Linked DNA regions of Homo sapiens: region 1 is linked to region 2. Evidence: chromatin loops called from intact Hi-C (ENCODE). Cell type or tissue: heart right ventricle. All regions are shown on one strand.

Evidence for each region. Hi-C counts contacts between places; a loop is a spot of excess contacts. Peaks named below come from ENCODE experiments on the same cell type or tissue, not always from the same donor. Only the 100,000 strongest peaks of a DNase experiment are listed, where the experiment ranks them.
Region 1: a loop joins it to region 2, with 3 times the contacts of the local background. A loop is called at or near these places in 12 of 110 quality-filtered maps.

The regions. Positions count from the first base shown.
Region 1 is chr9:131,835,414-131,840,413 of GRCh38, reverse strand. No RefSeq gene overlaps it. Among named protein-coding and RNA genes, the nearest start is that of RAPGEF1, 98 kb to the right of the region's middle. RefSeq lists an enhancer at 2,216-2,754. In heart right ventricle, a CTCF peak has its summit at 2,905 (motif pointing left); DNase peaks (open chromatin) are centred at 603 and 760; H3K27me3 peaks cover 2,805 bases.
Region 2 is chr9:132,233,783-132,238,782 of GRCh38, reverse strand. All of the region lies in intron 5 of NTNG2 (netrin G2), which reads right to left. Among named protein-coding and RNA genes, the nearest start is that of NTNG2, 74 kb to the right of the region's middle. In heart right ventricle, CTCF peaks have their summits at 1,996 and 2,210 (motif pointing right); DNase peaks (open chromatin) are centred at 1,024 and 2,222; H3K27me3 peaks cover 824 bases.

The DNA.
Region 1 (5,000 bases), 400 kb after region 2:
CTCCCCTTCCCGCCACCTCTACCCTTAGCAGCCAGGGCGGGGCCTGTGCCTGGCTCAGCCAATCAAATGCTTCCTTCTGGTTTCGAATTTTGGGCAAATGGAGATCATTGAGAGTGCACATTTAGCTTGGCTCTGGGCTGTGGTTCCAGCTGCCCCACTGGCTGTGGCTTCCACCATTCCCTGCCTCCCCGTGGATTCCAATAGCTTCAGCTCTCCCTCCAGTTCCTCTGCTGTGTAAGACGCCAGAGCCAGTTTAGGCTGTTGCAGCCCAACGTCCTGGCTGTCTGAAAGCAAAAGGGGCACATTGGGGGCCAGCGCCCCCAGCAGGACACTGGACACACGCCTGGGGGACATACATAGCTGCCCGAGGTAGTGAGGTCCCCATCAAGAGAAGCAAACAAGCACAGGCTGGAAGCCTCCTTGACAGGAATGATACCTTGACTTAGTGCAGATGCAACAAGCCTGTTAGAGAAAAATGAGCTGCTGCTGCTGCTGCTGCTGTTTTTGTTGTTGTTACAATTGGTCACAGCTATGACGATGATTCAGCCTAAACCGCAGCACCCGCCCAGCCCCATCTTTGGTTTCCAGGCTGAGACTGAGTGTCCCTCAGGTGGAAAGAGAAGGCTGAGTCTGTTCCTGGAAGAATCTTCGTCATTTCTGTGGGACAAGTCTCCCCATGAGTTCAGGGTTGGCTCTATCCTGAACCCACCATAGGGGCCCAGCTTTCAAAATGTGTGGGTGGTTTTGTTTTCAAAGAGAGAGAAGGCGGTGGGCAGGAAGCACCATCCCAGATCTGCTGTCACCACCAGATAATCTGTTGTCATAAACCCCAGAACTTTCCATGAGGCTGCTCAAATGTGCTCGGCCTTCCCAGGCCGGTGTTACGGCCAGGCCGCCTCCTGCTTGCAGCTGGTGAGGACGGACAGGGCATGCTGTGGCCTCTGTGAGGTCGCAGGCCCAGGCGTGTGAAGGAAGAGAAGACACAGGGTCCCCATGACCTCCAGAGAGGCCTCCTCGCCCTGTCCTGGCCAGGCCTGCCCCGGAAGCACCCCTTGCGGGCAGTTAGAGCAGCGACGTCCCCGAGCGGCACCTGGTTTCCTCTCCAAGCTCAGCTGCAGCTGGGGTGGCGGCAGGACCTCGGCTGGGTCCTCACCAGCCCTGGGCCTCCCTGGCAAAGTGGGCTGTGGACGCTGGGCAGGCCAGACCCCAGACTCCTGGCTCCCTCACCCAGGCCTGGGAGTGGTTCTCAGTTTGCTCAGTGCCCCCCAGCCCCACCTGAGATCAGGTCCTTATGGCCTGGAGCCAGGGGATCTGCAGCTCCCCTCCCCTCTCCCTGCCCTCTCGAAGCCCACGGCAGAAGCACCCCCTGGGTCGGACCATGCCAGGGTGCCCTCTGGATCGGACCAGGTTCCAGCTCCTCAGACAGCGGGAGACGCCTGCTCACCTCTCCCCAGCCCCCTCTCCCTCTCCACACCCTGTCCCCTCCCTGGGAAGGCTGCACCCCTCTGTTCCCAGCCACTCACTCCCTCGAGGCCCGCTCAGTCCTCCCTGCAGTGGCCTCCCTGCCTGGGGGCTTCACTGACGGCAGCAAACGTTGCTCAGGCTCGGTGGGTGGCGCTGTGTGTTCAGCCCGGGGCCTCCGGCGTGCTGGTGTCAGCCAGCGTGGGACCTGCTCAAGGTAAGCCCTCAGGCAGTGGTGCTGAACGACTGAATGAATGAATGAATTCTGGCCTAGAAGGTGGGACGGGCATGGAGCTGCACAGCAGTGCTCCCAGGAAGACGCTAATATGGGAGGGGCTCTGGAAGGCTGAGCAGGGGCATCTGCTGAGAGCAGAACCAGAGGCTGAGGAGTGGGGAAGGGTCAGGCCGGGAGAGAGGGTGAGGTGGGCGGGGCTGAGGCCACCCGCGGATCCTTGGGGGAGCTTGGAAAAGGGGCCGTGGCTGCCCCCTCAGGACGAGCTGGGCCCCTTGGGGATGGGGGTCCGCCTGACGCCCCCCCCCCCCGCCCCAGGTCCAGCCCCGGAAGCCTGTCATCTGCACGGTGAGCTCTGATGACTGAGTCTCACTTTCCAAAGAGGCTTCCTCACCACAAGGCTCTCCTGTCCTCCCTGAAGGGACCTCTGTAGCCAGGTGTTGGCAGCGTCACCCCACGCGTCACTCAGGGCAGCTCGTAAGCCAGCAGTCCACGAATAAAACAGCGACCACCAGGAACCCTATTTATGGTCCTGATAAGTCCAGAGCCAGGCGCTGACCCAGGGCCTGCCTTGCTCCTCCCATTCCATCTGCACAGCAGCCCTGCATGGGGACGGGACTGCCGTGAGCCCACTTCCCAGAGGAGGAAACGGAGATGTCCAGGGGCAAACTCGAGTCACACTGCTGAGAAGTGAGGTCCCACGCCCTTCGAAGCAACACGGAGTGTTTAGAGAAGCTCAGGACAGTGATTGATCTAAGGTGAGGGTGGGGGATGGCAGGAGCAGAGGGGACACCCAGAGCTGAGAACAGAGCAGAGGGCTGTGTGTTTTGGGGGAGACAGCAGGAGCTGGGAACAGAGCAGAGACTTGTACATTCTGGGGGTGTCCAGGGCTTGCTTGGGAATCTTTCTCCCAGAAAAAGCTGACAGACACTCAAGATGTGCAGGCTGTTCCCGGGCTAACAGTCCGCAAGCCCAGGCACAGACTGGCAAGGTCACGATCAGCCCCAGCCCAGGCTCCCCTGGCCGGGCCAGGAAGGCAGGAGGGCAATAGAGACATGGAGCCCAGGCCCCCGCTCCCGTCCCTTCCCCAGACCCCACATGTCACGAGCAGTCTGGCTCCTTGTACTCTCCAGAATCCCTTGCCTGTCTCCAGCCCTCGGTTGTAACTCCAGAGAGGGCTGCTGCCATGTTTCACCTGAGCACCCCTGCCCTGCCTCCCAGTGGCCACTCGAGTCCCACTGCCTCTTCCCGCCATCAGCCTGCAGCAGCCACAATGCAGACAGGGGCACCGCCCAGCCTGACCTGGTCTCCGTCCTGCCAATCCCTGCCCCTGCCCCTGCTCCTGGCTATGCCCTGACGGGTCCTAGGCTGGACCTCAGATGCTCAAAGATGCCAGGCTGCTCCAGCTCCTGCTTCTCCCCAACAGGGCTCAGATCATCCAGCCCATCCCACTTTCCCACTAACTGCACATGTGTCAGACTCAAATGCACCTTCCTCCGGGAAGCAGTCCATGATTAGACACCCGCCCCCCATGGCCATCAGAGCCCATACCCCCCCATAGTAGAATTTATACCTGTTCATCTGCTCCCCCACCCCAGAACAGTGAGCACCAGGACAGGGCCTATGCCTGCCCAGCTCACGGCAGGCCCAGCTCCTCCCAAGTAAACTAACGAGGGCCTTTTTTTTGGTGGTGGAGACAGGGTCTTGCTCTGTCACCCGGGCTGGAGTGCAGTGGTGCAATCATGGCTCACTGCAGCCTTGACCTCCCAGGCTCAAGTGATCCTCCCGCCCCAGCCTCCCGAGTAGCTGGGACTACAGGCATGCATCACCATGCCCGGCTAATTTTTTAATTTTTTTGTAGAGATGGGGTCTCACTATGTTGCCCAGGCCAGAGGGTCCTTCCCTCTGCAGCCCAGGGACGTGAAATGAGAGAAAGGGGGTCTGTGGGTGCCAGCGCTCGCCTGCTGTGTCCTGGGTCCTCCAAAACATCCAGCCAGCTCCGGGCAGGTGCGGTGATCCTCAGGGCATGTGCAGGTGGCCCTGTGACACCGGCCGCCACTCTCGTTTCCCCAGAGTTACCTCCAAAGGGAACCTCACGCCTCATCTCAGAGCAGTTGGTGGTGCAGGCTGAGCTGATGTGGTCACGTTGTTTTTGCAGGCGAGGTCTGAATCCAGAGACTAGGCGTCAGGGTCTTCTAGGGGGGCCAGAGCAGAGCCAGGTGCCCGAGTCTCAGCCACAGGGCCTCGCCGGGCTCCTCCCAGGAGGACGAGCACCACGCTACCGAGGACGAGGACGGGGTTAGGGCTTCCCACGTGTAGATCACTCTCGCTTCACTGAATCCTCACAGGAACCCAGGAGGGAAGACTGTGTTATTTTTTCCTTTCACTGATAGAGAAACTGACGCTTGGAGTGGATAAGAAACTTGCCCCAGATCACAAGCTAAGAAGTAGAGGAGGCGTAGGCCGGGCGCTGTGGCTCACGCCTATAGTCCCAGCGCTTTGGGAGGCTGAGGCAGGCGGGTTGCTTTAGCCCAGGAGGCCGACTGCAGTAAGCCGTGATCGTGCCACTGCACTTCAGTCTGGGCGACAGAGCGACTCCCTGTCTCAAAAAAAAAAAAAAAAGTAGAGGAGGCGGATTCCACCCCAGGGTTGCGTGCTCCAGAGCTGCGTTGCTTCTTCCTTCAGGACACGTCCTGTCAGGTGGGGTCAGGAGGGTACCAGGAAGGAAGAGACAGAAGGCCATAGGGAATTCAGAAGGGGGAGCGTGTGCCCTTGTCTGGACATCCAAGAGGGCTTCTTGGAGGTTGTGGCATTTGAAATGAGCCTGGAAACATAAGTAGGGTTTGACCAAGAGAAGTCAGAGTTGGGAAAATCCGTGGGAAACTATCAGGGGGGTCCCAGAAGCTGTGGACACCCGAGGGCCCCACGTGCCTGGCACACCCAGCACCTCCTTCAGCAGAGGAGGTGGAATTCCAACACCGTGCAGCTGGCCTGCGCCTTCCCAGAGGCTGGGTGTGCAGGGAGGAGAGAGGACAGAGAAGCCCCAAGTCCCCGGGCCGGAGTTGGGGAGATCGCGTGAGTCTGAATCTGGCTTGCACAAACCCCAGGCCCTCTCCCGGCTCCCAGCATCACTGGCAAAGTTGTGTGGCTGTGGAGGGAGGGTCTGGAGCCCCCATTAAAGGCCCAGGATCCCGCAGGCTCCACACCCTGCAGAAGGCCTAAGGCTGAGCGTCTGGGGGAGGGGGAGAGAGGAGGGCCCCGGACAGCCTCCGAACTTTGCATCCGCTCCAAGTAAAGGGAAAACACA
Region 2 (5,000 bases):
GGATGCCCACATGCCGGGGTGATTAGAAAGTGATTCATGCAAGGAGGGCAGGGTCATGCCACCTGGCTGTGCACTGGGGGAGGGCGACGCCTGGGTTCACGGCGCTCGCCGTGGTATCCTCGGGTAGATGAATGCATGGATGGACGCTGGACAAGATGCAATGGGCCAGGAGCTCCTGCCCATGCTGCTTTGGAAGATGGCTGGGAGGAAAACGCCCACCTGCCAGACCCTTTCTTATTAGCCTGAGCTTTCTGCAAGTTTGATTGTTTTGCAGGATGCTAAGAGTGAGTGCCACTTTAAAGCAGGAGCCCTGGGAACCTGCATGCCTCCCCCTGGTCCTGGCCCGGCTTCTGACTCGCTGCTCCTGGAAGCACATGGTTTCATACCAAGGACCACCACCACCATGTCCTGCCGCCTCCTGCACCCCACCCCTACGTGGTTCTCAGGCTGACCCCTGCCTAACCAGCTCCGCTCCAAGGACCAGACAAGCCCGTGACTGCCTGGGGCAAGGCTCTCAGGGATTGGAGGTGAATCCCACATTGTCAATGGAGGATTTGGTGAGGAAGGTCACCATCCCTAAGAATGGGGGGGCATCCCTTGATGTTCCTACGAAGGGACACAGTACTCACCCACCCACCCACCCTCCAGCAAGAAAGCCAATGTGGCTGCCCCCGAACAAGGAAGGACAACGGCCACCCTCTTGAAACACCATCTGTGTATCTCTAGAGGACCCAGCTTCCCTTTTGTGATGGGATGAGGGACTGACCCAGTGGTCAAGGGCATGGGAGACTAGAGAAACAGCCTGTGCCCAGGAGAGATGGTGGGCACTCCCACCTGTGGGCCACCTAGTCCTGCCCCCTTCACTTTGTCCCTCCAGAGATAATGAGGAGATGAGGCATCCTCTAAGTGTCCCAAAGAGCAGCATCGGTGACCCGTGTGTCCCAGATTCTGCTTCAACCAACACGAGCCCCAGGGCCACACCTCCCAGGGGAGCCGGGATGGGCTATTTCTGGCATCTGCTCTGCCTGCTGTGTGGCCTGCCCACTGTGCCCAAGTTGGCTTCTGACTCATACCTGCTCCCAGCTCCCTTGGGGAGGGAGGCCTGTAGGGAAGAGAGACTCAGTTTAACCTTGACCCAGCTACTCCAGGAGGGTTTTCGGAGCCAGGCATCGGTCCTCTATCCTGCACCGTCTTTTTCCAGCGGCGGATGGGGAACAGGTGTCAGGGAGGGCTGATGGGGCCCCAGGTCCATCCTCTTACCTTGGAATTCTTCAATAGGCATCACTTGAGGAGATTTGGGCTTGAGCTGGAAAAGTTTGTAGCCCTTGGCAGGGGCAGGGGCAGCGGCAGGGGTGCCCACAGCTTGGAGAGATGAGAAACAGGTTCTTTCGTCTGTCATGGTCCCACTGCCCAGGGAAGAGCCCAGCAAAGGCTTCCGAGCCGCCCTGGGCCAGCTCTAGGGCAGGCAGCCTTGTCGCCTGCTCAGATGTGAGGGAGGGAGAGGCCCCTCTGGCCTCAAATCACACAGCCCCTCTCCTCGAAGAGCCCAGGGAGGTGGGGCCCCTTCCTGAAGGAAACACAGCACATCCCAAGCTTGCAAATCAGCCCTGCCCTTGGTCCCCTCTCTGAGACCATGGACACATCTGGCTGGATTAATCCTCCAAATGACTTCTGTAACCCCTGACACCCCCGCGCCCTGCTAAGACCTTCTTGGAAGCCAAACTGTTTTTAGATAGATTGACATCACATTGCACACCACGCCCGTCTCTTGCTCTCCCCACCGCCTCTCCAAACTTCCTGGAGCATCAAACCCAGAGACTAAACTTGGCATTTAAGGACTTTGGCATCTCCCTTCCTTTCTGAAACACTCTTCCTGCTCCAGCCGAAGTGAATCCTTCGCTGTCCCTGGAGTCCCACTCGCAAGTGCTGTCAAGCCAGGAACACGGACGGCACCTGCCTTCCACTGCCCAGAATCCCGCTGGGACCCCAACGCCCTATCTGTGGGTGAGCAGGCCACTGTCCCGGGATCGTCACTACCTTGGCTTCCCTCTGGGGGTCTGTGGTGCCCTGGTTGGCCCAGGGTAGGGAAGCGATGGCTCCCGCCAGCTCTGTCTCCATCACCACAGAGGACACCAGGCCCAGGTCCTCCAGGTTTCTAGGAACCGAGCCTCAGACCCTCTCTAAACATGCTTCCAGCGCCAGAGCTTCCTGCCAGTAGAGGGCGCTCAAAGCCCTGCTCGCTGCTCAGAGCTGGGGCTGGAGGAAATTTGAACATGTGAGCTGGAAGGAACAGCTCACCTGTTCCCTAGACCTCAGGCCCTAATTCCCCACCCAGGCTTGGTGAGCTGGGGCCAGGGACAATTTCCCTTCTGGAGAGTCGGGCAGGCCTGCGCGTTTCCTTGGCATGTCTGTCTATGGCTACAGATGAGCCCTGTGTCTCCTCCCACGTAGCAGGAGGATGTCAGTGTCTTCCAGGACCCCGCCCTCCCTCCTTTAACCCACACATTTTCCACTTTGTCAGGCTCCCTGCCATCCCACTGCCAAGCCTTTGCCCCGGCTGGCCCTGCGGCCTGGAATGTGCTGCCTTCTCCCTTCACCCACCACAGTCCACCCTCCGAGGTCTCATGGCCCCCGCTCCTGCAGGAAGCCCCCTCTGACTCTCTGATCCAGCAACTGCCCAGGTGTCCTGTGAGCAAGGGCAGCTGGAGAGGGGGGTTCCTGTCGTGGGAGGCGGGGCCTCTACCAGACTCCGAAGCCCTCGGAGGGAGTGCTGGTGGAAGGGCTTGGCGTGGGGGTGCCACATGGAACCTCTTGAAGCAGGTGAGCTTGGGGGCAGAGCTGGTAGACCTGCTCTACCAGGCCGCTCCCTCACCACTGTGCCCTAGAGCTCCCCAGGCACCGACATTCTACACCCGTGCCCTCAGTTGGTTCCTGCGGCCCCCCTCCAACCTCAGGTCCCCACCATGCACACCTGCTACTTCCACTACAGAGGGAGGGGCCTACGAGTCTAAGAGGGCGCTTCCCCGGGGTCTCAGGCCCATCACAGGCCTTGCCCCCCCATACCTTCTGCACGGGAGGCCACCTGGGACCACCTGCTCGAGAGAGGGGCAGCCGTAGATGGCCTGGTCCACTCTTGGGGGGAAGAAGAGAAGAAACCAAGTTATGCGAGGGGGTGGTGCTGAGGGAAGCTGGGTACATACTGAGGCATCACAGCCCCGCACCCCACAGGCCCCTTAGAAGCAGCAGCACTATAAGGAGAGGCTCTGTCTACACTGGCCAAAGGAATTGGGTCCAAATCTACTACATAGGCAGCATCTACACTATTTCAGCCTGTGGAGGGCACATGCAGACTTAAAGCCCGATAGATGAGAGGTGAACCCATGCCTGAGAATCTGCATATTCTTCAGCGAGACCCTTCTACACTCCCTGTGCCGTCCCCGTTCTGACTGAAGGACAGAGCTAGACCAGGTCCCGCCTCTGGGCCCAGACCTCTCTGAGCTGATGTCTCTGGCTAATGGCTGCGAAGTGGGACATGTGTTCCGGCCAAGATCTTACATGTGTCCAGAAGTGTCCTGGAAGGTGTCCTTCCTGTCCAGCCGCAATCCAGGGACCGGAGCCTTCCCCAGCATCTGACCTGCTTCCCTGATCACTGCCCTTCTACCTTCCTGACCCCTGGCCTGGCCCATTTTCACCAGGGACCCCAGCATGAACCAGTGACACAACGCTCAGCCCGTAGACTAACGGGACACACAGCCAGCAAGGCAGGCAGGCAGGGCTGGCAAAGAACTGCCCTGTGCCCAAATTTCAAAGGACAAACCCAGAGGGACAGGGGAGCGCTGCTGTTTTCCGCTTCTTGAAGGGATTATACACAACGGTGGCTGTGGGGAAAGAAAAGGAAAAGCTACCAGCTAACAAGTGCGGAAGACTTTCCAGCTGGGAGCGGGGAGCTTTGGACATGAATTGACTTTAATATGATGTTCAGTGGGAAGATGAGGCCGCCAGGCCCAAATTGGCAAGGGCTTAATTAGAGCCATGAGAAAGCCAGCCCTGAAGGCATTTGCTTCAGAGCCTGTCTCCCTCCATCCTCCGTGGCCCAGCCCAGGAAAGGATTAGTGTCTCCAGCGGCGTTTTCCGCCCGCAGCGCTGTCCTCCAGACAGCTTGACATTGGCAGGCGGGAGAAACATCTGGCCCAGGAGTTCAGAGGCCCAGCTGGACTCTGTTCAAAGAGCCCGAAGCACCTGTTGGGAGGCACTCGGGGGTATTCAGGATCTTTCAGGGACCAGGGTCTTGGGGAGGGAGAGAGTCCTGGCTTGGCTGCCCAGGGACACACTCAGGTGTGTGGGAAGCAAGTTCTCGCCATGGCCTGTGTGCTGTGCCAAGGCCCCATGGAAGCCCGGTCTGCTCCTTTGGAACTGGGAAGCCCTGCAAGCCAGGCCTTGGAGACAGCACTACTTGGCCGGGTGCGGTGGCTCACGCCTGGAATCCCAGCACTTTGGGAGGCTGAGGCGGGTGGATCACTTGAGGTCAGGAGTTCAACACCAGCCTGACCAACATGGTGAAACCCTGTCTCTCTAAAAAGACAAAAAGTAGCTGAACATGGTGACAGGTGCCTGTAATCCCAGCTACTCGGGAGGCTGAGGCAGGAGAATTGCTTGAACCTGGGGGGGCGGAGGTTGCAGTGAGCTGAGATTGCTCCATTGCACTCCAGCCTCAGCGACAAGAGCGAAACTCCATCTCAAAAAAAAAAAAAAAAAAGATAGCTCTACCTCATAGCCCCTGGAGGCCTCAGGACAATAGCTTTGGGTGGCTGAGTTGGCGAGCCCTGAGTTCAAATCCTGCCCGTGCCTCTCCATAATTCTGAGACCTTGAGCAGCTGCCCCTTTTTTCTTCTGAAACAGCTTGATTGAGGTGTAATTTACATATCATAAAATCCAGCTGCTTCTTCCTAAGCCTCGATCCCCTCACCTGTGGGACTAGGAAAATAACAGCCTCCATCTCA